Linked DNA regions of Homo sapiens: region 1 is linked to region 2. Evidence: read pairs that join two places in POLR2A ChIA-PET (ENCODE). Cell type or tissue: A673. All regions are shown on one strand. Each heading gives the region's core, and the rest is flanking DNA. Links, peaks and the distances in the headings are about the cores only. Region 1 overlaps CLYBL-AS3 (CLYBL antisense RNA 3). Region 2 overlaps PCCA (propionyl-CoA carboxylase subunit alpha).

Evidence for each region. Peaks named below come from ENCODE experiments on the same cell type or tissue, not always from the same donor. Only the 100,000 strongest peaks of a DNase experiment are listed, where the experiment ranks them.
Region 1: POLR2A ChIA-PET joins it to region 2 with 11 read pairs; 2 of 35 experiments call an interaction of 5 or more read pairs at or near these places.

Annotation. Positions count from the first base shown.
Region 1 is chr13:99,909,600-99,925,269 of GRCh38, forward strand. The region is part of intron 1 of CLYBL-AS3 (CLYBL antisense RNA 3); the gene reads right to left. Among named protein-coding and RNA genes, the nearest start is that of CLYBL-AS3, 40 kb to the right of the region's middle. RefSeq lists enhancers at 3,770-4,271, 4,272-4,771. In A673, for the core only: a CTCF peak has its summit at 7,083 (motif pointing right); a DNase peak (open chromatin) is centred at 7,102.
Region 2 is chr13:100,291,991-100,307,660 of GRCh38, forward strand. PCCA (propionyl-CoA carboxylase subunit alpha) reads left to right here. Exons shown (of 24, transcript NM_000282.4): 13 at 9,470-9,613; 14 at 10,934-11,008; 15 at 15,202-15,270. Among named protein-coding and RNA genes, the nearest start is that of PCCA-AS1, 180 kb to the right of the region's middle. In A673, for the core only: no CTCF peak of the experiment used is centred there; DNase peaks (open chromatin) are centred at 6,351, 6,871, 7,241, 9,541 and 5 weaker places; H3K4me3 peaks cover 3,748 bases; H3K27ac peaks cover 7,827 bases.

The sequences.
Region 1 (15,670 bases), core at 3,791-11,790, 380 kb before region 2:
ATAATGAGTATTTGTCAGAAGAAGAAAACTGTCAATGCTGAAAAATACCTATACATGGATTGTAAATACATTCTAAACAACTGCTACTCCCCTCTGGGTCAAGGGCAGACATTGCTAATTACCCTCAGTATCCTTTCCAACTGCATCTAGATTCAGGCTCAGTATCCTTTCCAACTGCATCTAGATTCAGGCTCAGAATCCTTTCCAACTATGTCTAGATTCAGGCTCAGAATCCTTTCCAACTATGTCTAGATTCAGGCTCAGAATCCTTTCCAACTATGTCTAGATTCAGGCTCAGTATCCTCTCTAACTGTGTCTAGATTCAGACTCAGAATCCTTTTACAAACAGGGTCCCAAGTAGTGACTACTAATCAGGACTTGCTGGTGTCTCTGAACTAAACCTTATCTGTATGTTCAGCCTCAGGGTTGTTTTCTTCATCGGACACACTGGGCTGCCTTCCAAGCTCCCTGCTGCCAGGAGCCACGTTGCAACTGCCTATCTCCCATGACTGATGCCCAGCTTCCCAAATGCCCTTCTGGGCCCCACTCCCGAGAGAACAGCAATAGAGTAGGTTCTACCTTTAGGGAGAAGAGCAATAGAGTAGGTTCTACCTGGTCTTTCCTTACAGATTCTTCAGTTTGCAGAAGAAAGAGCATAGGCTTTGAGTACAGTCCTGCAGCCACTATCTAACTCTGTGACCTTAGCCAAGCAAGCTGCTTAACCTTTCTGAGCCTCAGATTCCTCCTGGGTAAATAAGACCTCCCTGTGGGGATTGCTGCAAGGATTAAGTGCAATAATGTTTGTACACGGACCAGCTGGGATGGGCTCTCCAGAAATGGTAGAGCCATGATCAATAATCCAGCCTGGCTTCCCACCAGTCAGGAACAAGGCCCTCAAGACTTCCTCCCTGGGGTCCCGGCATAAACAGGAGCCATGGCCAAGAGAGGGCTGGATGCTCCTGGTGAAGCCACTCTTGCCCACAACTCACACACAGCATTGGCTGTAGATAAAGCCAGATCATAGGGGCTCAGACAGTTGGGAAGCAGTGAAAGCTGGTGGGGCTGGGAAGGGAGGGAACCTTGGGCGGGAGGGAGGGAACCTTGGGCGGGAGGGAGGGAACCTGGGGTGGGGAGGGAGGGAACCTTAGGAAATGATGGGAGTGGGCATTGGAGTGGGCATTTTCCTCCCATAAGTGGAGAGGGTGCCCTCTGGCATGGACTAGGGGCAAGATGAGGTGGACAGTGTCTCTCCACTGGCCTTCTCCAGCTCTTCTAATGCAGGGCCCATTTACCTGAGATGCTTTATTCTGGAGCCACTCTCATTACCTCCTCCCAGCTGGCCCTCTGTGTGGACAACTCAGTAATAAGTTCCTGTCCCCCCTCCAACTGGAAAGTTGTTCCTGAGAAGCTTTGACTTGGCCTCCTCCCTCGGACTCTGCCTCTGACTACTAATTCAGCCTCCTCCCTCTGACTCTGTCTCCAACCTCTAATTCAATCTCCTCCCTCTGACTCTGTCTCCGACCTCTAATCAGCCTCCTCCCTCTGATTCTGCCTCCAACCTCTAATTCAGTCTCCTCCCTCTGACTCTGCCTTTGACCTCTGACTCTCTCTCCAACCTCTAATTTAGTCTCCTCCCTCTGACTCTACCTGTGACTTCTGACTCTGTCTCTGACCTCTAATTCAGCCTCCTCCCTCTGACTCTGTCTCTGACCTTCAATTCAGCCTCCTCCCTCTGGCTCTGTCTCCTCTCTCTGACTCCACCTCCTCCTTCCAACTTGTTTCTCCCCTCTGACTCTTTCTCCTCCCTGTTTCTCCCTCTGATTCAGCCTCCTCCCTCTGATTCTGCCTCTTCCCTAGAACTTGCCTCCTCCCTCTGACTCTGCCTCCCTCTGACCTCTCACTCTGTCTTGGCCTGCTGTCACCAGGTGTATGCCTACTCTCCCCCACCACCACATCCTCTTGCTCCCTGTTCCAGAGGAATTGGCCCTGCACTCTTCAAACCCAGGCAATGCTCAAGCACAGCGCAGGCATCTCTCGGTCATCCTGGGGACGGTCATCCCCGGGACGGTCATCCCCAGGACAGCCGCGAGAGCCTCCTCTCCTCCCCACGTGAGCTGGTGTAGGATTGACTCTTATCTGTTGGTCAAGAGTCGCTGAGGCAAACATCACACCCAGCCACTCTTCCTCGGCCCAGCCTGCCATTCAACAACTGCAGCCCAGCGCCCTACGTGTAAAAGGCGCTGTCAACATTTCCATTATAGGGTTCTCTTCCGAGAGTTTACAAGCCAACTGGGAAAACAAAATGAGCCCAGGTGGAAAGTTTGCCTTACAAGGGAGCAAATCTATGCAAAAAAGAGCACGGTGCAGCTGCGTTCTTGGAGACCAGGAGACTCTGCATTGAAATCTCAGCCAATTTAATGTCTACATTAAAAACGGATTTGTGTGAAATGCAGCCGCTTCTTTTAATTGCTCCAAATAAATATCCTGGGTAATTTTAAGAAAGGCTTCTGCGGTGGCTTCCCAGCAATGCAAGCCATCTCTTACCAGGAAGTGCTTTGGGGTATTGTCTGCTGAGAAAGGTGTTACATAAATTGAAACTCCTTTTGCTCAGAGCTGAGTCCTGAAAGTTCATGCAGTGAGAAACATTTCTCACCGTGCACAAACTGTGAATTGTATATCAAATTAAACTTTCTGATTAAAATCTGCATTGTCGGACCTCCTGCTGGTTGCCACCATTTTGCTGAAATAAGATACTATTTGGGGTAATGGCAGCCAGGGAAAGCTGTTATCATTGATTGTAAACTGGCTTCACTCCCTCCACTTGAAAATCTGGTGGGCTTCATTGTGCAAACATTGCATCTTCCATACAAATATTACAGAGCAAAGCTCCGCTACTGATCCATCAGCTGGAGTAAGCAGGTTTATAGTCTGACCCCAACAGCTCTTACGTCTCCTACACCCCAACACTGGGCTGCAGGAGGATCCTGCAAGGTGGGAGACCCAGCAGGAGAATTCAAGAAGCATATATCAAAGTCTGCTGGTTTTTAATTTAAAAAAAAAAAAAAATACAGGGTCTCACTCTGTCGCCCAGACTGGAGTACGCCACTATGCCTGGCTAATTTTTTGTATTTTTACAGAGACAGGGTCTTGCTATGTTGCTCAGGCTGCTCTGCAACTCCTGGACTCAAGCGTTCCTCCTGCCTTGGCCTCCCAAATTGCTGGGATTGCGGGCGTGAGCCACCATGCGCAGCCCAGTTTTTAATTTTAAAAATATTTGTAGCTGAGCGAGGTGGCATGCACCTGTAGTTCCAGCTACTTTGGAGGCTGAGGCAGGAAGATTGCTTGAGCCCAGGAGTTTGAGTCCAGCCTGGGTAACATAGTAAGAACCCTGTCTTTATAAAAAATTAAATAAAATAAGATAAATATTTTTTCTTCACAAGGACATTATTATTTGAGAGAGGAAAGGAGATAAAGGAAAAAATGAGGCCTAGCAGGAGTTCAAATTCCCCAGGACCCCGGGCCCAGGACACCCTCAGCAGCTCCTTAGAGGGACTCACTTGCCTTCCCCGCAAACCTTCACCCCTTCCCACCAACCTCCAAGCCCCAGCTCTGAGGCTTAGGCTTATGAAAGTCAACTGGGAACTCTGCACAGCATTACTGACAGAGGGGTCCAAGCTATTAGCTTCTTTTTACAGATACAGACTCTAAAACAAAAAAACAAAGAAGATTATTTTTGGCCCAAGAGGCTGTCCAGCAGAACACCAGAGGCTGGCCTCCCATGGCTCAGTTCCCCAGCTTTCAGCTTTCAGTTGGAGCGCGCGCTCTCCAAAAGTCAGCATCAGCCAGGCTCGTGTAAATATTTGTTATTGCCATCTAACCGTTAGAATAGATTGTCCCTGTCTCTCATTTTGTAAATCATTTTGTTGCTCACGTAATGCAAAATAGCTTTGACTTACAAAGACAGACAGGAGTGGGAGAAGGAGAAAGATTTAGTAAAATGATCAGTCCGTAGCGTTGTAGCTCATATTTTGGCAAATAAAATGAAGACAGCACAGACCAATTTCTAAAAGAACAACCCAGTCTGAATACAACGAACCTCACCAAATCCTTTTCTAGAAAACAGCACTAAAGGTTACAGGCAAAGCCCGTGCTAGAGTAGATGCCGCTTCCTCAGAGGGAGCAAGTGCTGGGGAAGGTGGCTTGTGGCCGGGTGCGTGGGCACTCAAAGCCCAGAAGTTCAAAGGCATCGCCCAGCTGGCGGGCACCTCAGCAAATGGGGGGAATCATACCCCCCCCGCCACCCCACGGAGGGTGCAGGATGTCCTTCTGCAGCGTGTTTTCCCTAAAAGTCAACGCCGGACATTCATAGTCACTAGCCTAAGCTGGTTTCACCTGTAGGGAAAATACCAAGGAGGGAATCAGCAAGTGCCTGGTGGAGGTGCTGGCCCGACCCCCTGTGTACTGCCTTGCCTGCAAAATTATTATGCCTGCTTCTGTTTCAGTTGCATGAAGATTAAATAAAATAATTTACAGATCCATGAATTAGCTATCTTTGAAAATTATTCTGCTGGCTTTCTTTCCTCACTCTAACCTTCTTTTACATCTCCTAGTCTTGCAGAGTTTCCACAACTATAATCTGAACCTATGTTTCCTACGTGGTCATACAGTTTTTTAAAACAAAATCGGTTTTCCCATTTTCTCTTCTTACTTACCATCCATATACATACCCTCTAGTCAAAAACCAATAACAAAATCAATTGCAATATTCCATTCATTCATTCATTCAATAACTATACTTTGAATTTACTGGGAGCTAAGTGCTAGACCATTATCCCCCTTTCACTCAAGAGTTCTGTCAGCCTGGGGATTACATCAGAAATCCCAGTTTTGGCCGGGCACAGTGGCTCATGCCTGTAATTTCAGCAGACTTTGCAAGGCCAAGGCGGGCAGATCGCTTGAGGTAAGGAGTTTGAGACCAGCCTGGCCAACATGGTGAAACCCCACCTCTACTAAAAAAACAAAAGTTAGCTGGGCATGGTGGGCACCTGTAATCCCAGCTACTTGGGAGGGTGAGGCAGGAGAATCGCTTGAACCTGGGAGGCGGAGGTTTCAGTGAGCCGAGATCTCGCCACTGCACTCCAGCCTGGGCAACAGAGCGAGACTCTGTCAAAAAAAAAAAAAAAAAAAAAGGAAGTAAGAAAAGAAATCCCAGCTTTACTGGCTTTGGGTTTTTTGGTTTTGTGTGTGTGTGTGTGGTTGTTCTTGTTTTAAGGCAGGGTCTCCCTCTATTGCCCAGGATGGAGTGCAGTGGCACAATCAGAGTGGCCTCCAACACCTGGGCTTAAGTGATCCTCCCTCCTCAGCCTCCCGAGTAGCTGGGACTACAGAAACATGCCAACACTCATGGCTCTTTACTGGCTTTTGAACTAGGATTTGAAAAACCCAAGATAATCTACAAAAGAAACTTGCTGCTGAAGGTGCTTCCTTTTCCCAGCTTCACTCCCGTCCTGTGCCTCCCCACAGCCTCCTTCCAGGAAACCAGGGTAACCAGGTCCCCTCCCCAGCCCCACAGGGCTCAGGCACCCAAAGGATTTCCTCCCATGGCTCCATGGTCTCCACTAACCCTGACCAAAGATGGAGCGCTCTGCCTCCCTGTGTCTCTGCCCAAATTTGCCCACCTTTTTACTCCTAGCTGCCATCAGTTTCTATGAATAGTCATCAATTTTTTGTTTCTTTTCCCTTTTTTTTTTTTTTTTTTTTGAGACAGAGTTTCTCTCTTGACCCCTAGGCTGGAGTACAATGGTGCAATCTTGGCTCCCTGCAACCTCTGCCTTCCGAGTTCAAGCGATTCTCCCGCCACAGGCTCCCAAGTAGCTGGGATTACAGGCGTGCACCACCACGCCCAGCTAATTTTTGTATTTTTAGTAGAGATGGGGTTTCACCATGTTGGCCAGGCTGGTCTCAAACTCCTGACCTCAGGTGATCTGCCTGCCTTGGCGTCCCAAAGTGCTGGGATTACAGGTGTGAGCCACCATGCCCAGCCAATGGTCTTTCTGTAAGAAAAATTATCAACAATTTCCACAGACTTGCCATAGTTTGTGGCAAGAAAATGTAATGCCTGCTCTCGTGTAGGGCATCAAAAGTCAATGACAGGATAGGCACATCAGAAGATGATACAAGATGTAATAACAGGCTGGCTGGGCTCACCACACCCTGCTCCCCCGGGTGCCTGGCAAACATGGCAAAGCCCAGACACGGGCCCAGAGGGGAGGAGCCGGGTGCCCCAGGCTAGGCCATGAGAAGTACATTTGAGGTTATTGGTGGGTTTCCCTAAGGAGAATGAAAATCCTGGTCTCCATCCTAGACACAGGTGGGTCCTCAGGCAGTAGCTGCCATTCTGAGGGTGGAGGGCTGGACTCAGTTCCCTGTGGGGGAAGAAATTCCCCCTCTCCATCATGCTCTCTGGGGCTGCCCTCCTGGCATGATGTTCTTGAGAGAGCTCCAAAGGGCCACAGTCTAAAATGGCCACTGCTACCAGGTGTGAAGACCCCTGCAGTGGACAACCAGCGAATTCCCCTTCACCATCCCTGTACTTTTAATAATGTCATAACTGCCAAGAGTTTCCCCCAAGGACAAGGGCTATTTCCCTCCCACTCCCAGTCCCAGGGACATTCTCCTATTCAGCCAAACCTGAAGGATGGGACTATGGGTGGCCATCACCCAGCTCATTTCCCCAGCGGTTCCCTGCAGAGAATGGCCAGGTCCCACCCCCCCGATGAGCCTACTTCTCCATCACAAATCACAGAGGCCCCAGACTCATCAGGCAAATAGCCCTGGAGGTGTCACTTTCCTCCTCAGACAGGAAGAGTAGTTGGAATCCTGTCACTCACCCAAGAGAAGAAGGTCCAACGGGCAGAGGACACCAAGCTCATTCCCTTCCTCCCTCTTCATCCCCCAACCTCTCCATCTTTATCTTTCTCCCGATGGGGAGCACCTTCTACCTTCCTTCTACATCTCATCGCCTTCCTAAGTTCTAGTTCTTTCTTTTGGGTTGGCAGACACCAGAGGGCAACATAATCTCACCTACTTGCCAGTTCTCCCATTTCACCAGTAGAGGGAAGAGTTTGAGAGAACCTACATCCACCAGGAGTATGTGGAAATTATTTTGAAATATGGAATTAGCCAGAGCAATAGAATAGCTCTCTCAAAGGCATCCCGTGCCAAAGCATTCTGTTCCCGTTGGTAAATAATCTGTTATAAAACTGGTTAAATGCATATTAACTCACCAGAGCAAGACACTGGCAAAATTTCCCCCCAGGCTGTATTTTGCAAAGAAAGCACTTTCACATGATGTCAGACCTGAGATTCAACTAACACAAGTCACATATTTTCTAAGGTAGTACTGACGCTCCATCCCTCGCCCACCATTTAGTCTTTTGAGATCTGGTTATTATTTTGGTTCACAAATAGTTGGTAAGGCGTTGAGCCCTGACTGTCTCGTTGTTTTCGATACATGTCATTTCAGCAATACGGGTGCTTCCAGGGGGCATATGGGCAAGTGAAGATGAGTGGCTTAGAACTGATTATGCACTGGGTGGCAGAGTCCTTGAGACAATAGGTACCCAGGCAGCCACTGTCAATCTTGGAAGTCCGTGCAAGAGCACACCTCACCACACGCTCCCCATTCCGCCATGCATACCGAGAAAACTAGAGAAGGGTCCCTCCCGGGGAAAAATGTTTGGAAGGAGGGATACAGAAATAAAACTTGTGCCATTGACTATTTACCAAATTATTATCCTGACCAAGTTAACATCAGGACCTTTAAAAAGTAGCCAACACGGAGCCGAGCGATCTGCTCAACCATTGCAATGTGCTCGATTGTTTGGATCTAATGACCTGACCTGGATATTTTCTGCTTGGTATCCCTAGCATTTGAACCACTTCCAAAGCCAGAGGTTTATGGAGCCTTTGAATGCCCTAAGAGTCTGTGATTCTCTCCTTCTTTAGATGGACTTTTTAAATCCTAGTTGCTGAATTTATTCAAGTGAATTGGCCTTCATTTCTTCATCAACACCCTTTCTTTAATAATCTCCAACCAAGGTTCTTATCATAAGATCCAAAATTAGATGAGCATTTTGGCCAGGCATAGTGGCTCATATCTGTAATCCCAGCACTTTGGGAGGCTGAAGCGGGCAGGTCACTTAAGGCCAGGGGTTCAAGACCAGCCTGGTCAACATGGTGAAACTCCATCTCTACTAAAAATATAAAAATTAGCCAGGCATGATGGCATTGCAGGTGTGTACCTGCAATCCTAGCTACTCGGGAGGCTGAGGCATGAGAATCACTTGAACCTGGGAGGTGGAGGTTGCAGTGAGCCAAGATTACACCACTGCACTCCAGCCTGAGTGACAGAGTGAGACTCTGTCTCAAAATAAAAATAAATTAAAGAAGTAGATGAGCATTTTCATAAATCCCTTGAAACAGTGAGCACAATTGTATGTGTGTGTCACATTTGTGGGCTTTCTGGGGAGAAGGCCCATAACTTCCATCAGATTCTCAAAGGGCTCCACGACCCTGGCTTTTCACTATGTATTTCTGACGTTGACTAGACCAGAACTTCCCAGTCAGTGTGCAGGATGGGTTACAGGTGTGTGCCTGAGCTGCTGATCCCTACAGCCCTTGGGTCAGGAATGGCAGGGACTTCCAAGCTGGTCATCTCTTGCCAAGAGCCGCCCAGTTGCCATCAAATATTATTTTCTCTGTGTGCCCCACTACAGTAAACTCCTCACTTCTAACCCCTCTGGCATCTTCGTTCTCTGTGTCTCTTCCTCATCTCCACGGCCTTCATCATCCAGCGGGAAGCTTGGCATCGGCCTGGCTCCCTCTAGTGTAATCTGCACTTGGTATACTTTGTCAAGAAAGGGCAGGGGTGTGGTGGTCTCCCCTTCCTAGAAGCACCGCTACCCTCATCTTGGGGATCTGCCTCACCTGCCATATAGTGGTACAAGAGACCAGCTCATTTCATCGCCTAAATTACCCCTCTCACTCTAATCCCACATATCTGCCCGTTTTCTGTGGTAGCTATCCTTTGCCTATGTGTCTAGAAGAATCTCTATGCCAGTTCCCTACTTGGCTCCCAGCTTTGTTACAAATATTCCTCAGTGCACATTTATGCAGAGGCTTTTTCCAACTAAGACACTTAAATCTTACGCAGAATCCACGTAGAGCCAAATTCAAACACAAATATGACAAACCAGCTGGACATGGTGGCTCAAGCCTGTAATCTCAGCACTTTGGGAGGCAGAGGTGGGCAGATCACCTGAGGTCAGGAGTTCAAGACCAGCCTGGCCAACATGGCAAAACTCTGTCTCTACTAAAAATACAAAAATTAGCCATGCATGGTGGTGGTGCCTGAAATCCCAGCTACTTGGGAGGCTGAGTCAGGAGAATCACTTGAACCTGGGAGGTGGAGGTTGCAGTGAGCCAACATTGTGCCACTGCACTCCAGCCTGGGCGACAGAGCGAGACTCCGTCTCAAAAACAAACAAACAAAAACCAAATATGACAAACGGGGCAGGCAAATTCCCATGACTTCCTGACTAATAGAGCACCCCCAAAATACTGTCACCTTCCAGACCCTGCCCAACCTCCAAACACACAGAGTCCTCATGTTCCGTGACCAAACAGGCCACCCAGGGTTAGTCTGATCACCAGATGCTCAGGTTACAGCATTCTGCTCTCAGCAATTCCATAATTCTGGCAAGCTAAAAAGCATGTCACTCATTTAGAATTAATTTATGATTCAGATATGTATATGAATGACTTCAACAAAATGTTGGCAACTGTCTCCTGCACTTCAACTGTCCATATCAAAGGCTCAATCACTGAATTCTTCAGTATTCTTCTAACCCACATCACAATTTTGTGAGAAAAAACTGTCTTTCTTCATTTTTCCAGTAAACCAAGCTGATAGCCCAAAATGTCAAAGTCAGGTTTCTAAATAGCATCAAAACTTTCTTCCTTCCTTCCTGTCTGAACAACCTGATCCTAGACACAGCCCTGACCCCTCACTTTCTAGTCAATACTTCCTTTCAAAAATATCTCACTTCCAAGAGAACGAGGTTGCTGCTCAGCCATGAGGAACTATAAGCGCATGTTTCTTTTTCTTTTTTTTTTTTTTTTTGAGACAGAGTCTCGCTCTGTCTGTCGCCCAGGCTGGAGTACAGTGGTGCGATCTCGGCTCACTGCAACCTCTGCCTACCAGGTTCAAGCGATTCTCCTGCTTCAGCCTCCTGAGTAGATGGGACTACAGGTGTGCACCACCACGCCTGGCTAATTTTTTGTATTTTTAGTAGAGATGGGATTTCACCATGTTGGCCAGGCTGGTCTCGAACTCCTGACCTCGTGATCCACCTGCCTTAGCCTCCCAAAGTGCTGGGATTACAGGCGTGAGCCACCATGCCCAGCCTAAATGCATGGTTCTTAAATGTGTAAGTATAGTGTTACTAGACAGAAGGCCATGTGAAATAAGAAATGTGAGGTTGAGAAGGATGAGAAGAGAGCCCCAAGGTTTGCGAATTTCACTTTGCTACCCAGGAAAAATTACAAGCCCACAAAGACGTTTTATCTTAAAACCTACCACTAGTAACTCTAAAATAGCATTAATTTTTCTTAGAATATTTCCAACTGTCGTTAGAAAGGTCTTCCATCTGGGCGCTCCTTGAAAGCATGGCTCCTTGAAAGCAATGTCCGCGTTACGGGGCATTGGAGAATATTTAGACCAAGATGAGCGACTTCCTTCCTAATGAAACTGACAACCAGACTGAGTTCAGGATCACTTTACTCAAAGGATATAATCTCGGTAAATCCTTTAAGAAAGCAGTCATATCACGTTTTTATGTATTTTTGAAGTAGGAGGAAATGTTTGAATAAATACCTGAAAATCACTCATGTTGAAACCTATTTTTAAGCTAATATCTGGAGTTACAAAAAACGATATGATAGGATCCCCCAAATTTTAAAAATATAAAATGTTAAATTTTCTTTTCAGAACAACAAAATAATGTGTGGATTTACAAGTCGCAAATTTTTTAAAATCATTTTTTGTTGTTTTTTTTGTTTTGTTTCGTTTTTTTTGAGACGGAGTCTCGCTCTGTAGCCCGGGCTGGAGTGCAGTGGTGCCATCTCGGCTCACTGCAGGCTCCGCCTCCTGGGTTCATGCCATTCTCCTGCCTCAGCCTCCCAAGTAGCTGGGACTACAGGCGCCCGCCACCGTGCCCGGCTAATTTTTTTTTTTTTTTGGTATTTTTTTTTAGTAGAGATGGGGTTTCACCGTGTTAGCCAGGATGGCCTCGATCTCCTTGACCTCATGATCCGCCCACCTCGGCCTCCCAAAGTGCTGGGATTACAGGCGTGAGCCACCACGCCCGGCTTTAACCTTGTTTTTCTTTTTTTTTATTATTATACTTTAAGTTTTAGGGTACATGTGCACAACGTGCAGGTTAGTTACATATGTATACATGTGCCATGTTGGTGTGCTGCACCCAGTAACTCGTCATTTAACATTAGGTGTACCTCCAAATGCTATCCCTCCCCCCTCCCCCCTCCCCCCAATCTTGTTTTTCAAATATTTGCCAAGTTGAAAGAAGATGAAAGGCTGAGCTCCTGTCTGCAGCCATTATAATAGCATATTTTACTATTATTATTCCTAACCTTAAGCATGTACCAACTTTCAAGGGAGAGAGGAAAACGTTTGGGGAAAAAAAAAAAAAAATATATATATATATATATATACACACACACACACATATATATACACACATATATATATACACATATATATATATACAGTAGAGATTTGCAGGATGAAAATAAACACTTCTATAACCACACCTCGAAACCAATGTCTTATTCGAGTCATATATAATAAATATCATACTGTTTTCACTTGATTTGGATATCCAGACCCCAATTTTTCAAGGACCTGAAAAATTATGTATTAATAATACTAACAGTTAACAATATTCCTTATTTTGTCAATGGAAACCATTCGCATTGAGATGCTGGTGATGTTTGTTTTCATTTCCTATAATTTTAATGGCAAAAGTTTGTCCACAGTGTTAAGTTTCCTTCTCCTTTGGTATCTTTCGTTTACTTGAGTTTAAAAGTTTTACTTTTTACTCATGAGTTTTGTTGTTGTTGTTGTTTGTTTGTTTGCTTGTTTTTGAGATGGAGTTTCCCTTTGTCGCCCAGGCTGGAGTGCAGTGGTGCAATCTCGGCTCACTGCAACCTCCACCTCTCGGGTTCAAGCCATTCTCCTGACTCAGCCTCCTGAGGAGCTGTGATTACAGGTGCCCGCCACCACGCCTGGCTAATTTTGTATTTTCAGTAGAGACAGAGTTTCACCATGTTGGCCAGGCTGGTCTTGAACTCCTGAGCTCAGGTGATCCACCCACCTCGGCCTCCCAAAGTGTTGGGATTACAGGCATGAGCCACTGCACCTGGCCTGTTTGGCCATCTCTAAGTAAATAAGAAGTGTTTCCTACTTGACACTAACCTAAAACATTTTCCAACACTGGATTTTCCAAGCTTCATAACCATCAATTTGCAAATAAATCCCCCAACAATCCCATGAGGAAAAAGCCACAGGGACACATGGAAAATGACAGATATGGCGGGAGACTCGGCAGAACGGAGGTCTGCAGGAACCCCTGCTGATGGCTCTTCATTAGCCAACAGATTTTCCTCTTCAAACATAAATGCAGCGCAGGAAAACGAAGTTGAGAAATAATTGTGTATTGAATGGTATGGTGGGTTCCTAGACTCTGGCAGGACCCGAACCCCAGTGATGTCATGTTGTTCCTTGGTTGAGTAAGCTGCGTGTCACCTCCTCTTTGAAGCCTTCCCTGACCACCCTCCCCAGCCACTGCTTTGTGCTCCCACTGGACCCCGTGCAGCCTTCGCTTACAGAACCCGTGAACTGTCCGCACTCATTGGCTTCTATATTTGAATCCCTGGCTATAGAGCAAACACCTTGAGAGTGGCAGTGAGCGTCTCTGTCACTCCCCATCCACTGCCACTCCTGGTCGTCCTTGTAGAGAATGTTGAATGAACAGAAGCTTGGGTTCTCCAGAATCCTTGTTTTGCTCTCTAAATCCCATTTAGCACATTTAGCCTCGAGCTACTTGCCATTTCCAACAAGGATGAATCAAGCCTTTGGATTTTCTAACAAAGACGTGTATGGTGGGAAATACAGGCCATTGATACCCAACATCAGGGAGGAAGCCAGGAGTGAAGAAGAGCGTGGGCGTGCTGGGAGAGGGTGGAAAGTGGGCAGATGGGAGGAGGCAATGCTGAAGATGTCACTGGAGTGAGTGGAAGTCGTGCAAAGGTATGGGGAAGCCACATGGGGATCGGAGAGGGAGTGGGGGATGTTTCCCCCTGTTGCAGCTGGTGCTTCAGGCACACAGGTGTTGGTCCTGAACAACCCATACCCAGGCCGTCTGGGGCCTTCCCTTCTGCCCCGGCCTGCCTGGTCTCTGCTGCCAGAGCAAGGTCTGCAGCTTCCGATCTCCCCGCCTTTCCCAAATATGCACGCCCTGTACCGCCGTCCCAGGCTCCGTGCCAGGCGGCAGCAGCCACTGTGCTCACACTCATGTGTCGTGTCTCTCCTCCCAGGTAACTTGTTTCCGTGTTAACAGGTAATCTTCCTGCTGAGGATGTCAGGCAACATGCCAACCTGGGAACGACCACCTTTGGGGCCAGATGGACATTTTGGTGCCCATGCAATCCCATTGCCAAGGTTACCACCTGTCTTCAAATAGGGCCCACCCAACAGAGTGAAGAATCTAGCGAGCGACCACTTGGTCCTACACACTCGAAGTATGAGTTCCTTAACAGAGGGACAATTATTCAGACTGGTGTCTTTTGTTTAGAGATGGACTCTTTAATGATGCCCTTACAGCCAGCCTCCCTCAATAAGTTACCACTTCGCACCCATTCGGGTGGCTATTTTCAGAAAAATGAAAAATAAGTGTTGGCAAGGATGTGGAGAAATTGGAACCTTTGTGCACTACTGGCCAGAATGTAAAATGGTGCAGCTAGGCACACAGTGGCTCATGCCTGTATTCCCAGCACTTTAGGAGGCCAGGGTGGGAGGATCACTTGAAGCCAGGAGTTCAAGACCAGCCCAGGCAACATAACAAGACCCGTGTCTCAAAAAAAAAAAAAAAAAAAAAAAGCTGCAGCTGCTTTGGAGAATAGTATGGCAGCTCCTCAAAAAATTAAACATAGAATTACCATATAATCTAGCAATTCTACCTCTGAGAATATACTCAAAATAACCGAAAGCAGGGACTCAAACAGATATCTGTACACCCACGTTCATAGCAACATTATTCACAGTAGCCAAAAGGTAGAAGCAACCCAGGTGTCTATTGATGGATGGAGAAACAAAATGTGGTATACACATACAATGGAATATTATACAGCCTTAAAAAGGAAGGAAGTTCTGATGCACACTACAACACAGATGAGCCTTGATTGAAGACATGATGCTATGGGAAGCAAGCCAGGCACAAAAGGACAGAGACTGTATGATTCGAGTTATATGAGGTAACTATAGTAGGCAGATTCATAGAGACAGAAAGTAAGATCGTGGCTGCCAGGAGCTGGAGGAAGAATGAATGGCAGTTGTTGTTTAAAGGGAACAGAGCTTCAGTTTGGGATCATAAAAAACTTCTGGAAACAGATAGTGAGGATGGTTGCTCAACAGTGTGAATGTACGCAATGGCAATGAACTGTACTCTTAAAAATGGTTAAACTGGGTTTTGTTTGGGGTTGGTTGGTTTGTTTTGAAACAGTCTCACTTTGTCGCCCAGGCTGAACTGCAGTGGTATGATCTCAGCTCACTGCAGCCTCAACTTCCAGGCTCAGGTGATCCTCCTGCCTCAGCCTCCAAAGTAGCTAGGACTACAGGTACACACTATCATGCCTGGCTAATTTTTCTATTTTTTTATAGAGATGGCATTTCACTATGTTGCTCAGGCTGGTCTCAAACTCCTGGAGTCAAGCAAGTCACCTGCTTCGGCCTCCCAAAGTGCTGGGATTACAGGTATGAGCCACCACACCTGTTCTAAACTGGTGATTTTTATGTTATGCTTTTTTTTTTTCTTTTTTTTTTTTTTTTTTTTTGAGTGGCTCACTGCAGCCTTGACCTCCTGGGCTCAGGTGATCCTCCCACCTCGGCCTCCCAAGTAGCTGAGACCACAGGCATGCACCACCATGCTTGGCTAATTTTTTTTATTTATTTTAGAGATAAGGTCTCACTATGTTGCCCAGGCTGATCTCGAACTCCTGGACTCAAGCGATCCTCCCACCTCAGTCTCTCAAAATGCTAGGGTTACAGGTGTAAACCACCATGCCTGGCCTGTTGCAAATATTTTATCACTGTAAAAAAAATTTTTAAACATCAATACCCCTTCTTTGCAGCCCTAAACCCAATTTGACTGTCCATGTGCCCTCCCAGAGCAATCATCTGGGGCCTGACACCCCACCCACAGCCCTCCAGGTGCCCTGCCTGCCTCTAGCATGGAGTGGGCCTCTCTGCCCCATGATTCTGGCCATCCCAGCTGGGGCTGTTGCCCATCTCTGGAGGGTTGAAACCTCAGCC
Region 2 (15,670 bases), core at 2,618-10,617:
GGTGCTTCCCATGTCCTCAGCTGCTTAGTAACTCTGGGGGAGATAGACAGCATGGAGTTTGGAGTGGAGAGGTGGGAGCCAGGCTGGTTCCAGGCTGTTTTTGACAGCTTCTCAGAGCAGGAATAGCTAACCTGGGTTATCTGGATCTCTCATGAGCTTTAGGGAAGTCTGTGAACCCTCTGAAGTCAGATATATAGTTTTTTAGTGAGAAATTCAGTGAGATTCAAAATTGTAAAATGTTTCAGAACAACTGCAGCTGACTAATGGAGGACTCATTTAATCATTGTTTTTGTTAATTGCAAACATCTACTGTTTTCACTCAGAGCAAGTAAATTCTAGTTCTCTTCCTTCTTAGCTGTGTGACCATAAGCAAGTTCCTTAACTTCTGTATGTTTTGATTTCCTCATTAGTAAAATGACATTAATTATAGCATTTGCTGTATAGGATTGTCAGCATTAAATGAGTTTATATAGTTTACAAATTCAAAATAGTACCTGGTTTATACTGAGCACACATTCTTTCTGCTAACTGTGAGTATCTTATCCATAACATTTGCATGCTGTTTATTATATATTGGTTGACATTTTTACTCTTACTGTTGTCATTATTATTAACATTATTGCTATTACTATTGTCATTAATATAAAGCCTGTCTGACATCTGAAAAGATGGCAAGCCACATATTAAATAATAACTTTCTCTCATTCTTTTGTCAGTTAACTGCAAAATTATTGTTACATGTGAACAAACATATTTGAAATATTAACCACTTTTAAAGAGATCTCCTTTCTGTTATAAGGGTGTTTGTGTAAGAAGAGTCTGGGAGGAAAAATGGAAACTGAAATCTTCCAAAAATGAAGCTGATAGAGAAAAGTATTTACTACATGGCTTAGGCCTTTGTGTTAAGATTAATATTAGGACCCTGAATACACCTTTCCAAATTCGTGTGTGTGTGTGTGTGTGTGTGTGTCTGTTTGTGTGTGTGTAATTAATAATTTCCAGATGCTAGGTTTTTTTTTAGATTTAAGTGTTTTGGAAAAGCATCCTCTGTATAGTCTACAAAGTCTATAGGAGTTAGAAAATTCCCAAATAGAGAGGAATAAAATCTTAATAAGTAAGTAATTAAAACCCCAAACATGGTCAGTCAGCTGTCCATATCTTTGAGAACAGACAGGTAAACTGTCCCACTTTTGTTAGACTTAGTCAGTTGCTTATGTTGATTGGTACAGTGCAGGAGGAATCTACTTTTACCATGGAAGGAAAGGTACAGTACAATTGTTGAAATTCTGTGAAGGCTATACACTCTAATCTCATCAGGGGGAATTCTGCATCACAGGGAACCTTTATATTCCAGAAAGATTTTAGAAATTTTTTTGTAACTTGATTTTGCCCTTTGCCATTTGTTTAAAAATTAAGAATTATTGCAACCTAAATTCTGGTTTATAACAATTAACTATAATTGAACAAATACCATATTCTAATTTCAGACTAGTTTTGGATTAAAAAAAAATTTCTAGACCTGCCAGATGAAAATATTTTGGTCTTTTATGGAATTGGAGTGTTTGATAGAAAGAATGAGGAGAAATTATTGGGAAAAGGATTTCTAACTAATTGTAAAATTTCATTCTTGTCAGAAGGGGCATTTTGGATGTGAGCAAATGTTGACCTTTTTGATTGTATTTAAAATGATAGAGGCCAGGGCTCTCAGGCTGTTTAGAGTGAGCCAGAATTGGGATGTTTTGGCATGTTTTGTTCTGGGAAACTGAGGATAGAAGGTAGGATGTGTTATACCCTCCCTTATTATTTACTGAACCTTAGTAGAAAATGAAGGAAAGAAGTTTTTGGTATACAGATATGTATAGATAAGCTTTTCAGGCACTTAGATTTGGGGTTTTGTTTTAAAGCATATTGTAAATGATATTGCTGTCTGAGTTCTGGACTCTTTTTATCTATGTTTAACTTTTTAAAACTGGTCTTTGTATTAGTTTGCTAGGGCTGCCATAACAAAGTATCATACACTGGGGTGGCTGAAACAACAAAAATGTGTTTTCTCAAAGTTCTGGAGGCTGGAAGTCCAAAATCCAGGGGCCAACAGGGTCAGTTTCTTTTGGAGGCCTTTCTCGTTGCTTGTGGGTGGCCATCCACTCCCTGTGTCTTCCTGTGGCCTCTCCTCTGTGCCTTGTGTTGTCTGGGTCCTGATCTTCTCTTATGAGGATACCAGTCATGCTGGATTAGGGCCCACTCTGATGATCTCATTTTAACCTGAGCACTTCTTTAAAGACCATGTCTCCAAATACAGTCACATTCTGAGGTGGTGGGGCTAGGACTTCAACATACGAATTTTGGGGGGTACACAATTCAGCCCATAATGGTTTCCTTATCATTTCTTCATGTGATTATTATTCTTGGGGTCACCAGGGGAACCCTATAATAGAATCTGTTCCGTTTTCGTGGTCACTCTTTTTTTTTTCCATGTATACATAGCATATAAAAATTTTAAACAACTTACTAGAATATGACTGGTTCTAAAAATCCTATCTCCCATCCCCCCAAAATGAAGACTTGACACCGGTTAGTCTATTCTAAACATTCTGATTTCAGCTCCAAAGTGAATTTTTAAGGACAAGTTCCAGAAATGAATTGGCAGTGGTGATATTAAATGCATATTTAGTTTTCCAAGATGAGCTGGAAAACTAAATTTTTAGTTTTTAGTGCTGTTGGACTATTTAGGAATAGCCAGTACTCACTTTGATGTATAGTTCTGATGTTATTGGCAAAAATAAACAAATCAAAAGCACAAAACAGGCAACTGACAATGTCATGTCTCTGAAGAGCACATCTGTATATAATCCTACACAGGTATACGCACCTTCATCCATCTATTCTAAGCACGAAGAATGTATCAGAGAAAAGGGGAGAAAAATTGGTTTCTAAGCCCTGCAGTCCAACTCTTTTTTTTGTTTTTTTCTGAGGTAGAGTCTCACTCTGTCACCCAGGCTGTCACTCTTGAATATAACCATTGTTTCCAAGGTGAGTTTATAGGAGTGATGTGTTGGGGCTTATTTCCCAACATGCTTTTCATCCTTGAGTGCTGTGGATCAAAATCTAATAACCTTAGATCTTTATTTTGAAATCCTGTATTCTCAGGAGGTAGAGCTTCAGAATTTTAGTAGGTACATGCTAGATTCTGTTCCGTGAACAGAAAGAGCAGAATCTTTCTGAACAGACAGAGCAGAACCAAAAATAATGGCATTGACCATCCTTTCAGGCTGGAATAGCAACAAACTACAAAGACAGAGGCCTATTATGCCAAACACTTATGAAACTGAATTTTATGTAATGGGACAGTTTCCTCATATTTCAGTGGGTAATCATACTAAACTACTTTGCTAAGTTGAATCCAACAAGTTCTGCTTACAAAAGATAGCTTTCGAAAAAACAAGTCTTTGTAATACCTGTCAGTTTAGACAGGATATATTGAATAAAAATGTCACTTAAAATTTTGTTAATTTAAAAGAACATTATTTTGATAACAAAAAATTTCAGCATTCTCTCACCACACCATATCTTGAGAGCAATCTCCTATGCCTTCTCTATTAAATGACAGTGATGTATTGAAGAAGTTTGTGCATGTGTGGAAGGATTTTGTAAATTTCAAAGTGCCACACTGATGTTGGTTATACTTAGGTATGGTGGGCCTTACACTTTTAGGGGCAGTTTCTGCTTTGACTAAGCAACTGGGCCACTACTTACCAGCTGCCAAATAATTAGAGCTGCAGATATAGCACTGTTGAAGGAATTTTAATACTTCTCATCAGCCTCCTCCTCATAATGGCCAAGTTAACACACACTGCGTCTTTCTGACTTCTTTTTACATGTTGTGACTTTTCCCCTTTTCCCTTAAAACTGATTTTCCTCAGTTTTAATTTTCATTTCAAGTCAACTCAGGTATATAATTAAAATTTCCTTGAATCTTGCTCACCTTCAGGATGACTTGCCTGTTATTCAGTTACTGATCCTGAAAGTTTTAGAAATTATTAGGTAAATATCACAGTAAAATATTTAAAAGTTTAGGTCAGAGGAAACATATCGCACAAACTATCTGCTATTGTATAACTATTTTTATTTAACATAGTGGGAGGATTCTGACAAGAATGTTGGTCAAGTCAGATGTCTTTATTTTTAATAATGTTTTATAATATGAAAAACAAGTCTTTCTAGGGACACTATTTTTATTTTTATTAACTTTTTTATTTTTTATTTTTTTGAGGCAGGGTCTCACTCCCATTTCCCAGACTGGAGTGCAGTGGCTCCATCTTGCCTCACTGCAGCCTCGACTTCCTGGGTTCAGGTGATTCTCCCACCTCAGCCTCCCAATTAGCGGGACTACAGGCATGCGTCACCATGCCTGGCTGATTTTTTTGTATTTTTTTTTTTTTTAAATAGAGACAAAGTTTTGCCATGTTGTCCAGTCTGCTCTCAAACTCCTGGGCTCAAGATATCCACCTGGGTTTTTCTCCCAGAGTTCTGGGATTATAGGGGTGAGCCACCGTACCCTGACGTATTTTTCTTAACTTTAAATTTTGAAATGATTTCAGACTCACAGAAAAGTTGTAAAAATATTACAGGTAATTTCTGAATACACTTCACTCATATTTACCACATTTACTTTATCTTTCTATCTATATCTGTATTTACTGGAAGCATTTCAGAGTAAGTTGCAGGCCTAGTGGCCCTTTACTCCTAAATATGTCTGTACTTCCTAAAAACAAGTAAATTTTCTTATGTAACTATAGCACCATAATCAAAATCAGGATTTGGACATTAACATATTACTGTCTTCCAATTTAGGGACTATATTCAAATTTCCCCAGTTGCCTCATTAATGCCTTTTGTGGTAAAAGAAAAAAAAATCTGGTTCAGCATCCTGCATTGCATTTAGTTGTTGTATCTCTTTATTCTCTCTCAATCTGGAATAATCCTTAGTTTTTTGGTCAGTTGTGATCTTAACATTTTTTAAGAGCATAAACCATTTATTTTATAAAATGTCACTCATTTTAGGTTTGCCTCTTTTCTCATGTACTAGATTCAGTCTTTGCATTCTGGGCAGGAATAGAAATGACACTGTCCATCTATGAGCACCATGTTGGTAGCACGAAGTGCCTCTTTATCCCATTATTGGTGGTGTTGGCTTTGTTAAGGAGGTATCTCTGGCGTTTCTACACTGTAGACTTTCTATTTTCCTTTTGTCCTTAATAAAGTATCTTATAGGGAGATACTTTGAGACTCTATAAATAGCCAGCATACTTTCACTCACTAGCTTTAGCATACTTCCTAGTTTGTATTTAGTGAGGAATAGGCTGAAGATGACAATGGCAGTGTCAGAGTTTATTATTATAATTTTTAGAATCATGAGGTAGGTAACAACACAGTGCCAAGGAGATTTAGTTTTCCCTAAGCTTATTCTGCTACCGAAATGAGATACATTAAGCACTCAGAGATGAAGCACAACCTAATTTACCTCACAGTTGCATTTGACAAGCTTGGTTATATTTTGGGAAATAAATTTGAAGCAACAGATGAGTAAGAGGGAGTGGTAAGAGGTATTAGACACGATGCTAATAGTGACAGCTTGGTGGTGATTAAGAATACAAAACTAAAAATAGCAAGTAGATCTATAAAAAGCTAGCCGATTGTTACCATCTAGCGTAGGTGTATGGAGCTAAACATATTTATTCTAGTCCATGAGGGTGATTATGGCATGAGATGTTATAAGGCACGATTATGTCCTATAATATGGCATTTGATAATTTTTTGTACCTGTTTGAACAAAAGATTCATGGTGAGCTAGGGATATAACCAATACAAATAAATTTATCAACAACTGTTAGACTCTGCAGTGTGGCACTCCCTTGAGAAATTTGTCTTTGAGGATTCAGGTATTATAACTTGGTAGGGCTTACTCCTTTTTTGTGAGTGTGAATTTTTTTTTTTTTTTTTGGGTTCGGGCTTACTCTTGCTCACTAAATCCCAAGATTTATATATTCACATGCTAATACGTTAACAATGCAAAACAGTGCTGTCTGGTGGATCCCTGATTTGTGTGCTTTTTAGAAAGAGCACATTGCTGTTGGGTAGGAAAAACATATGAAGCCAGGTTCTCAAATATTTGTGTGGTAAGGATGGAGTAACAATAAGGGAATTCCATTTTGTATTTTGAATGTTTTTGAGGCATTGTTTCCAAAAGTGTGTTCCATGGACTTGGCAACTCATAAAGGTACTTTGCAAAAGGAGGAGGAAGTGCTGCGCAAGGCCCTTCTCTAGGAGAGTCACAGGACATATGGGCATCCTAATGACAAGAGTCTTTCCTAAACAATCTGTTGAACTGAGATTAACCCGGTGTTTCCCAAATAGAAGTGACACAGAAACCTTTTCCCCCCACATAATAGCCCTCAAAACAGATGCATATTAGCATCAGACTTCTGTAGTTACATTTTTCTTCTAAGTGGGACAAGATGAACTTGTTGGTTTACCAGACACCAATTTTTGACTTTTTTGTTTTTTTATTTTTATAACCTTTTGATCAAGTTAACCATCTTTTCCCTCCCTCCCTCCCTCCCCTCCCTCCCTCCCTCCCTCCCCTCCCTCCCTCCCTCCCTCCCTCCCTCCCTCCCTCCCTCCCTCCTTCCTTCCTTCCTTCCTTCCTTCCTTCCTTCCTTCCTTCCTTCCTTCCTTCCTTCCTTCCTTCCTTCCGTCCTTCCTTCCGTCCTTTTGTTCCTTTATATAACCCTGTTCTATCACTTAAGTATTGAGCTTAACTTGCAGAGAGAAACCATTGCTAAGCACTTGGGAATAGGGGGATATTTGTGATTATTTAAGCAATGTTGTGCTTATAAGATTTCTGGTAATAACACAGTCTAAAGGAAATGCTTCATATCCTGTGGAGTAGCTTTGGAATCCTATGTATTTAGAAGGATTTCTTTCAAAAATGTTTAAAATTATAAGTTTTACTTTAAAGAAGTTAATTTCTTTTACCTGGAAAATTGAAGCAAGTTAGACTATTTTGTGGACTTATGCAGTACTTGTCAAAAGGTAAATGTTTTTTAAAATTTCTGTTAGTAAGGATTTTACCTTTAGCAGCTTGTTATTTTAGTTATCTGCTTAGTTGCTTCTAATTTGAATTACTTGTAGCTCCCTAATTTAGATTGTAAAATGTTATGGCTCTGTTATATGACTTAAGTTTAGAACACAGTGGGTCCACTTTTGGATCCCATTCAAAGTGGATCTGATGTACTTATTTTCCTACACAGTTAAAGATCCCTCTTCAAAGGTGAAGCAGAGACACAATAAATTTGGATCTTGAAACCTTCATAGTAATATGCTTTTTAAAAGACATGTATACATAATTGTATAGCCATTGCATATACTTTTATACATACATTTCTTTCATATACATTACTGTCAGGAAGATCAGGAAGATAATGTCATCTCTTTAGTGAGATAAATTCCAACTCCATCGTGACCACTTACCATAGATGTGACTCTGTATTTGCTGTTCATTCATTCAATATGTATTTATTTGCCTTGTATATAGTATGTACTTATATGGGCACTGGTCATAGAAAGAGGAAACTGAATGGTTCACTTAACTTTTGAAATTGTCTTTTCACCTATCAGGGATGTGTGAATAGTATTGATGTAAAGCACTTGGCACGTGGTAGGTTCACCTCTTTTTTTTTTCCTGAGATGGAATATCGCTCTGTTGCCCAGACTGGAGTACAGTGGTGCAATCTCGGCTCACTACAGCCTTCTCCTGGGTTCCAGCAATTCTCATGCCTCAGCCTCCTGAGTAGCTGGGACTACAGGCATGTGCCACCACACCCGGCTAATTGTTTTTATTTTTAGTAGAGACAGGGTTTCATCATGTTGACCAGGCTGGTCTCAAACTCCTGACCTGAAGTGATTTGCCCGTCTTGGCCTCCCAGAGTGCTGGGATTACAGGCGTGAAGCGCCACACCCATCCAGGTTCACCTCTTGAGTAGAGTGCTGAGATGCTTTCTCACATGAGATTGGTTTCTAGTAATAATAGAGGGTTTTTTTGCTAGTTACTTTCTTATTGTATTTATCTTATAGAGTCTTGGTTCTTACAAAATCATAATTTGCTTTCAAAAATACATATTTTAAACTACCTAATAAGATCTTTATTTAGTGTCACATTTACGAAGGGTTGATGCTTATTTTAGTGATGATTTGTCATTAAAATTATGTCAAAATGTCTTAAAATGTTGTTGAAACTGTAAGCAAACTCAACACGCACAAAGCTAATTATGGGTGCCATCTGTTTATTTTTACAAAGCTTTTTTTTTAAGACTATGGCATTGTCTGCTTATGATAAGCTTCAAGATTATTATAATGACTAAGTCCTGTCCTTCAATTAGTGTAGTTGAAGATGGGAAGATAATTCGTTTGTTCACTGACCTTTTCCTGTGTCAGAGTGTATGAAATATGACATGTCATGATAAAGAAACTATTGTGAAGTGCATTTAGAAGATACTTAATTTTTATGAGAAAAAAATGACATCAAAGCAGCAGATGTGGCCAAAGTTTTGTTTAAATTCTTAGAACTTATTCAAGGTTTTAGATGAACGGTAGACTTTTCCAGTGACTTAAGTGGCTTCATTTTAACTCAAGGTTAAGAATTTCTAAGTGATCGACCAAGTTTATGTTGACATGTATCCCTGTTTGTGTACCTATATGTCAGCACATGTTTTTGTACATACATATCTCATGTGTTAGTGCAGAAGGCCAGGTACATGCATGACAGCATCAGCCCAAGTAGTTATCAGCAATCTGCTGAGAGAGCAGAGCGATCGCACTGGCTCTGTTTTGCAATTGTGCATGCTAAGCATTACCCAAGTCAGTGTGGAGGGAAAGCAACCTGAAGGATCCATCTGCTCCCTTCTGCTACACTGCCTCGATGCAAGATTACACTAATCTGGCTGCTTGTCAGGACAGGTTAGTGAAAGCATGCAAGTGGGTGAGACTTAGGGTGGACTAGTGCTTTGGAAAATCATAAGCTGCCCCTGTAGATGCCACGTTAAGTGCAGCAGAATAGGTTGATTATCGGCCACATTGAAGATTGCCGTGAAATAAATATATAGCTTTTTGGTTAAGAATTAGTTTCAAAATTAAAATTCTTAAATATTGTTGGACCACAGATAAATCAAAATTGAGAAAAATAATACAGATAGTTTACAAATACTTTTAGGCCTTAGTTTTTCTTATGATTTGTGTATTGTGTTTATTCTTTCATTTTATTCCCCTAGCTCAAGAGTTTTTTAGTCAAATATGTTCAAATGTTACATTCGATTAACTTCATTTTACCCAAAAACTTTTGTGATTTTTCTTGTTTGTTTCTATTTATTTACCCTTTTCTACACCTACTGACTGGCAGACCTTGGCCTTGCAGGTTGAGCATCCTGTCACAGAATGCATTACTGGCCTGGACCTAGTCCAGGAAATGATCCGTGTTGCTAAGGGCTACCCTCTCAGGCACAAACAAGCTGATATTCGCATCAACGGCTGGGCAGTTGAATGTCGGGTTTATGCTGAGGTAAAATGAATGGTGTTGGGAGGAAGGATGGTGGTTATGTCCAGAGTCATGAGACCTGGTATAGCCAAACAATGAGGTAAAGTTAGGGTTTTATAATGTTGCCAACTATTGGATTACGTAATCCATAATTAAATCAGAAAAAAATTAGATAATTTTGACCTAATTCCAGATAGTTTTAAAGAATTGGGCTTAGTTAATTGTCATGTATTTGTAGATGGGGAAATAGCTACCAATCCTTTAAGAGGCAACAGAGCATTGGTTAAATACTCTTGAGCTTGAATGGACCATGGTTTTTGTTTTGTTTGCATTTTCTTTGTTTATTTTCAAACAACACTAACAAGAAGTAGCATTTATTTCCATGGGTTTTTTAAAAAAATGCCCACCTTGGGTACACATTAGTTGTTGATCAGATATTTACTTAAAATTTTTCCCAACCTTTTTTTTGTATAATTTTCTCCTTTATTATTACATAAAAATAACAATCAAAATTTAAATTGTAAAGCTTTTAGTAAAACATGTACTCTTAATTTATAATTTTAATTTTGGGTTTTACTCATAAACTCTCAGTTCAGTACTTCTAAATGCTTTTTTTCAAATGACTAAAACAAGAATGCAAGGTAACATTTGTACTATTTTTACTTTTCGACATCAAAAATGTCTGTCAAGATTAAAAATAAATCAGTGTCTGTGTTTAAGAATACTGAGAGCTGGTTTGAAATATTTTTCAAGGAGTTCAAAAATATGTTTTGGCGTGACTGTATTGCTCTTGCTTTTTTCATATTTTAAGTAGTATTACTTTCATTCTTATGACACTGAACCTGTTTATTCTGATGATCTAAGATATTTACAAATGAAGTGCATATCTAGTAGCGTGCAAAGTTTTTTTTTTCAGGTCTTTATTTGAAGAACCCAAATTCTCAAGTTTTACCATATGTGAACTGTTTTGAGAAGTAAGAAAAACAAATATCTTTAGTATACCACATTTGTTGTTCTAAACTTGAGTATGTTTTGATGTAGGGCCTAGGTTATTTTATTTTTTGCCCAAGGCATTCTAAGAAGTTTTATAAAATGTTGGAATTTTACCAATTTCAATAAAGTATGAACAAGGTCAGGCTAAATTCTGCTTACAGTTCTGTTTGATTTTTAAGTACATTCTAAGTTGTCTAGCGTAAAAGACAATAATATTCTGAAATCTGTGATTTGGTAAATACCATATGTTGAAAATAGACCTATAAATGGTTCTTCATTGTGTAAATATTTAACCTTACTTGTGCTGATTTATATTTCAAAGACTGTGCTTCCTTTCCTTTGAACTTTCAGGACCCCTACAAGTCTTTTGGTTTACCATCTATTGGGAGATTGTCTCAGTACCAAGAACCGTTACATCTACCTGGTGTAAGTCATTAAGCTGTAATACCAGCTGAAGGGTTAAAATCGTGATTTATGTCATACTTTTATGTTAAAGCATGTCAACACCAAAGGGTGTAAATTGAAGGACAAGTGAAATTCATGGGAATCATGGTTTTTGTGTTGAAAACAAATTTTTTTCAGTATTTTGTGGTGTTCAAGAAAGTCAGGATTCACTGGACAGGGGAAGCCTGGGGACATCTGATGATATAAATGATAGCTTACAGTGTTCCCAATTCTTTCGAAAATTATAATAAAAAAGGCTGTGAATCCTAAGAATGAGAAATGATGTTTTGTGTTACAATTTAATCTTTTCAATAAATCGAGTCCAACCCTGCTATATAGTCACTTGTCAAGAAATTCAAGCACAAAATCAGCTCCTTAATTGAAATTTAAGGAGATTGAATTAAGGCAAACAAAGTGTGCCTCAGTCTATTAAACCTCATGGACTTTAAAGAGTAATAATATTTATATCAGTTAAATAAAAGTGACCACTGTCCATTTTATTCCATAGCTCTTCTGTATTTAATAGCTATTTTGAAAATAGTTTTTGTTGCAGAAAAAGAGCAAGGACATACCCTTTTTCTTAATCAAGGTAATAAGTGCATATATATATATATATATGACATTATGTTAGCTAGTAGATGACAAGGCTGTACCATCTGTGAATATTCAAATTATTCATTTTGATTACTGGCATGAAGATGGTGAAAGATTACAGGAAGAATTCTAAATCTGAAGATATTATTGGATATATGATTTATTTCACTTTTTAAATTGTTTTTGCCCATGTGCTTTCTAAAGGGACTTGACCCTTTCTGTGCTTGGAGACTCCATGCTGTGTTCAAAGCCAGAAGGCAGAAAAAAAATTGTGAAGATTTAACAGGCATTATGTGACGTTAAATAGCACATGAGAAAACAAGTATCATAGGGACATATCTAAACACTTTTTTAATCAAACAAAAGAAGTATTAAATAAGAATTCATAATGATTACTCTAGTTGTTAGAAGTTTTCACCATGTTGTAATAGCTAACAGGATGTCAAACATTTTGCCCTCGCAAGTTTTTGCAATTTGCAATTTTCAAACGTGAGACCTGTTGAAAGTACAAGTGATAATGGACAAACTATACCCCCTACAGTCTTCATCCCACCAAATCTTTCTTCAATTAATGCTGCAGCAGGAGTTTTATGTAATAACATTTGCAGTTGTGAGCCATCCATAGAAAGAAAAAACAATTAAAATGCCTTAAATGTTCTGCTTACTGCTGTTATTTGCTTGTGTGAATGTTGCATGTCAGCTAAATGGACCAAGGAGTAGATAAAGTGATTGGGTGCAGGAGAGTGCACACTAAGCTTTGTCTATCATTATTGCTGGGAGCAATCAAATTGATGTCAGCAGGACAGTAGATGCGTTGACAGCTGTAATTATGTATCTCCATGGTGATCACTTTTGGCCTGTCATGGAGGCCCATGAGTCCCCTCCCTTGGAAGCATTTAATCAGATTGGGCTGTCACTTGTCAGGTAGACATGGCGGGCTGGGAGTTGTGCTTAGGGGGAGAGGTGAATTGAGAATGAAGGGTGGGAGATGTCTGATAGTTTCACAGAGTCCACTGTGGTACTGAAGACAGAAATTTTAATTATGCTAGAGGTTTCTGAGCAGTGGTTTGAGAATCTCGTACAGAGGTGCTTGGGTGTTTTGTTGTGGTTGTTATTGTTTGTTTTTCTTCCTTGTCTTATTAAAACTAGAGCAGTCAGTTTACCTTAGAAAACAATTTTTGGCTCTTACCTTTTTTGGTCACAAGAATGCATACTTAAGAGTTAACTTATGGTTTGTACTTTTCACATGCTTCATTAAGCCTGAGATTTATTAATATGGCAGAGGTGAAGATTTCCTTTTTTATTTTTGATCATCATGTTTTGTAAATTTGTTATTTTCAGACCACAGTTTTGTTCTGCTCAGAAATTTGGTTCTGATTTCATTTGAATTTTTTCTTAAAGTTTTTAGTGCAAATTTGTATAGCCTTTCATTGAAGGAATGGAGACTTGATCTGACTTCAGATTGGTTGTTAAGAAATAAAAATATAGCTGATTATTACTTGGAAAAAGCAGCATAAATAGTAAATTATAAAGCAGAGTTTTCATACTGTGGTACAGTTTTTAATTGGGAATACTGATTTGCTTATACAAAGATACGTGTTTATATATATCTTGATTTTATCGTATGTATTTTAAAGTTAAGATGACATAACTTCTGTGATCATAATATTAGTAAATAACAAAGACAGTTATATTTAATTAAGATCTGTAGGTAACACCTTATAGGATGATATTATTCAAGGCAACTGAAGTTTTAAGTAAGGAACTGTAGAAGAACATAATAAATATTCTTTATTGTCTATGTTATTTTATTTGTGGGTTGAACATCTAAGTTCTTCCTAGCTTTGTAGCAGTTTATGTAGCAAATGATAGGATGTAGTTAAAGTCAGAAGTTTTAGAACTTGTATCAGTCTCGTTTGTAAACACAGCATTAGCAAGCATGCTGTGGTTTTAAAGATGACATAGTGGTCAAATTAGCTCTTTCACTTTTTAGTACTAAAATTAAGAAAATGAAAACTCACAGATATATTTTCTGTTATGTAACCCGTTTACTAGTTGCCATTTTGGGGCTCTTTAATGTGGGGAAAAGGTAGATTGTGATTTTATTGCTTTTAAAGCTGCTCCATTAATTTTTTTCTAGTTTTTGTCAACACTGTGAATTTCATAGAACATCAGTTTATGTCCTGAAATATGTTTTCAGAAAATAGAAAGCCAAGTATATTTCGTAAGTGTGCTGAATGATTTTTGTTTATAATTAAGATTTTTGTATATGAATGTGAATACGAATACAGATATCTATATTTTTGTTTGTGCTTGCAAATACAGAAATAAAAGCCCTTCAGGTATGTTATAGTGTTCCTTTTACAACCTTACAAAGAGAATAATAGTAGTGTGAATTTTAAGAAAATGAAACTATCGCTTGTCTTCTGATGTCACCGTATAATAAAGCCATCATTATACCCTCATGTGGATATCCTAGACAAGAGGTTCTACATGTGGTCCCTTGATAATTGCCTAAATTAAAATATTAAAGGCCTAACAGCCGCTGTGTTGACCTTTTTCTGCCTTGCTGCAGACAGATGAGCTGCTGTTTATTAGGAAGGCTTCTTCCCACAGGTGGAAGGCTACGTGAGCTTCCGCTCTTCTCTTCCCACCCCTTTACAATGTTGGGCATCAAAGTCCTGCTGTTCCAGCAGCTTTGATTCAGTTCCTCCATCCTCAAGACCCCTAGGATGTGCCTGACAGTCTGAAGTATTTTGATTAGCTTTTAAATACTTCAGATTCCAAAACTTCTTTCTAATAATTTAATAAATGTTCTGTCCTCAGTAACTGCTCATTTTTAAAGTTTTGCATGGCTAACCTCCGTGCCTTGCTGCTGGTATCAAACTGGGAAATGAAAACAAGAATCAGTGATGTACTAACTCACTCGTTGGCTGGTTAACAGCAATCAGCCTCTTCAAAAGAATATTTTGAACTTGTGCTATCCCCCTACCCCCCACCCCAAGAAAATCACAAAATCAGAACTCTAATTGGGGCTTTACAAAGCAAAGCCATAGGAAAAGCTGTGTAAACATGAAAGCCTCAGGGGAGCAACAGTAACAGAAAAATAGTGTTTTACAGTTGAGAGGGTGAGGCAGAAAAGGAAAGTGTTACAGACATGAAAGGCCCAGGCCCACATTCCTATGGAGCTGAGGACCAGGCTTGACGAGGGGCCTCACTGGTGGGCTCAGAAGGGTCTGGCAGGGAGTGCAGTTAGCAAGGGCATCGTCCATGCCATGCTTCAGCTGGAAGACACCATCAGAGAGCCACAGCATCCTGGCATAGTGATGTAGGAAGTCTTCATTTTTTATTTTTTATTTTTGCTGTTTTTTAGTTTCGTCATTCAGTGGCAGAACAAAAAATGTGTTGCATTACATATTAACGGATCAAGATTTTAGATTGTTTTCCTATTTTCCAGAAGTTGAAATGTTATTTGAGATTGAAATTCTCTATCCATTTTCTCCATGGAAATGAAATTGGTGGTTACAAAAAAATATCTACACAATATGAATTACTTTTCTTTTTTTCTTTTTTTCTCCCAGGTCCGAGTGGACAGTGGCATCCAACCAGGAAGTGATATTAGCATTTATTATGATCCTATGATTTCAAAAGTTAGTTTAATTTCTCAATGGATTATTTGATTTCTTCGAAAAATCAATGATATTTAAAGAGTCTGAAACTGGGCCTTTATCTGAATCATAAGCTATAATTAAACAACTAATTATGCACTGATGTAAATGTGAAAGCAGAGCAGGTTTTTTCTCTTGAGAGAAAATTCAGCGTTATGTTAGTTTGTAGTACTCCTCCTCCCCAACTAAATCATGCCACACCATCACACACATGCATGAACAATAATAATAATAAACATCTAACCAGTGGTGCCAGCCTAACTCATTGCCATGAGAAGGAATTAAGGTTTTTTTTGGCCATTGGCAGAAATTACCTGAGATGGAAGTATGAATGAATGGCAAGAGTTGGGCTGATAGGCAGTGTTTGTTAGAGTACTTTTTG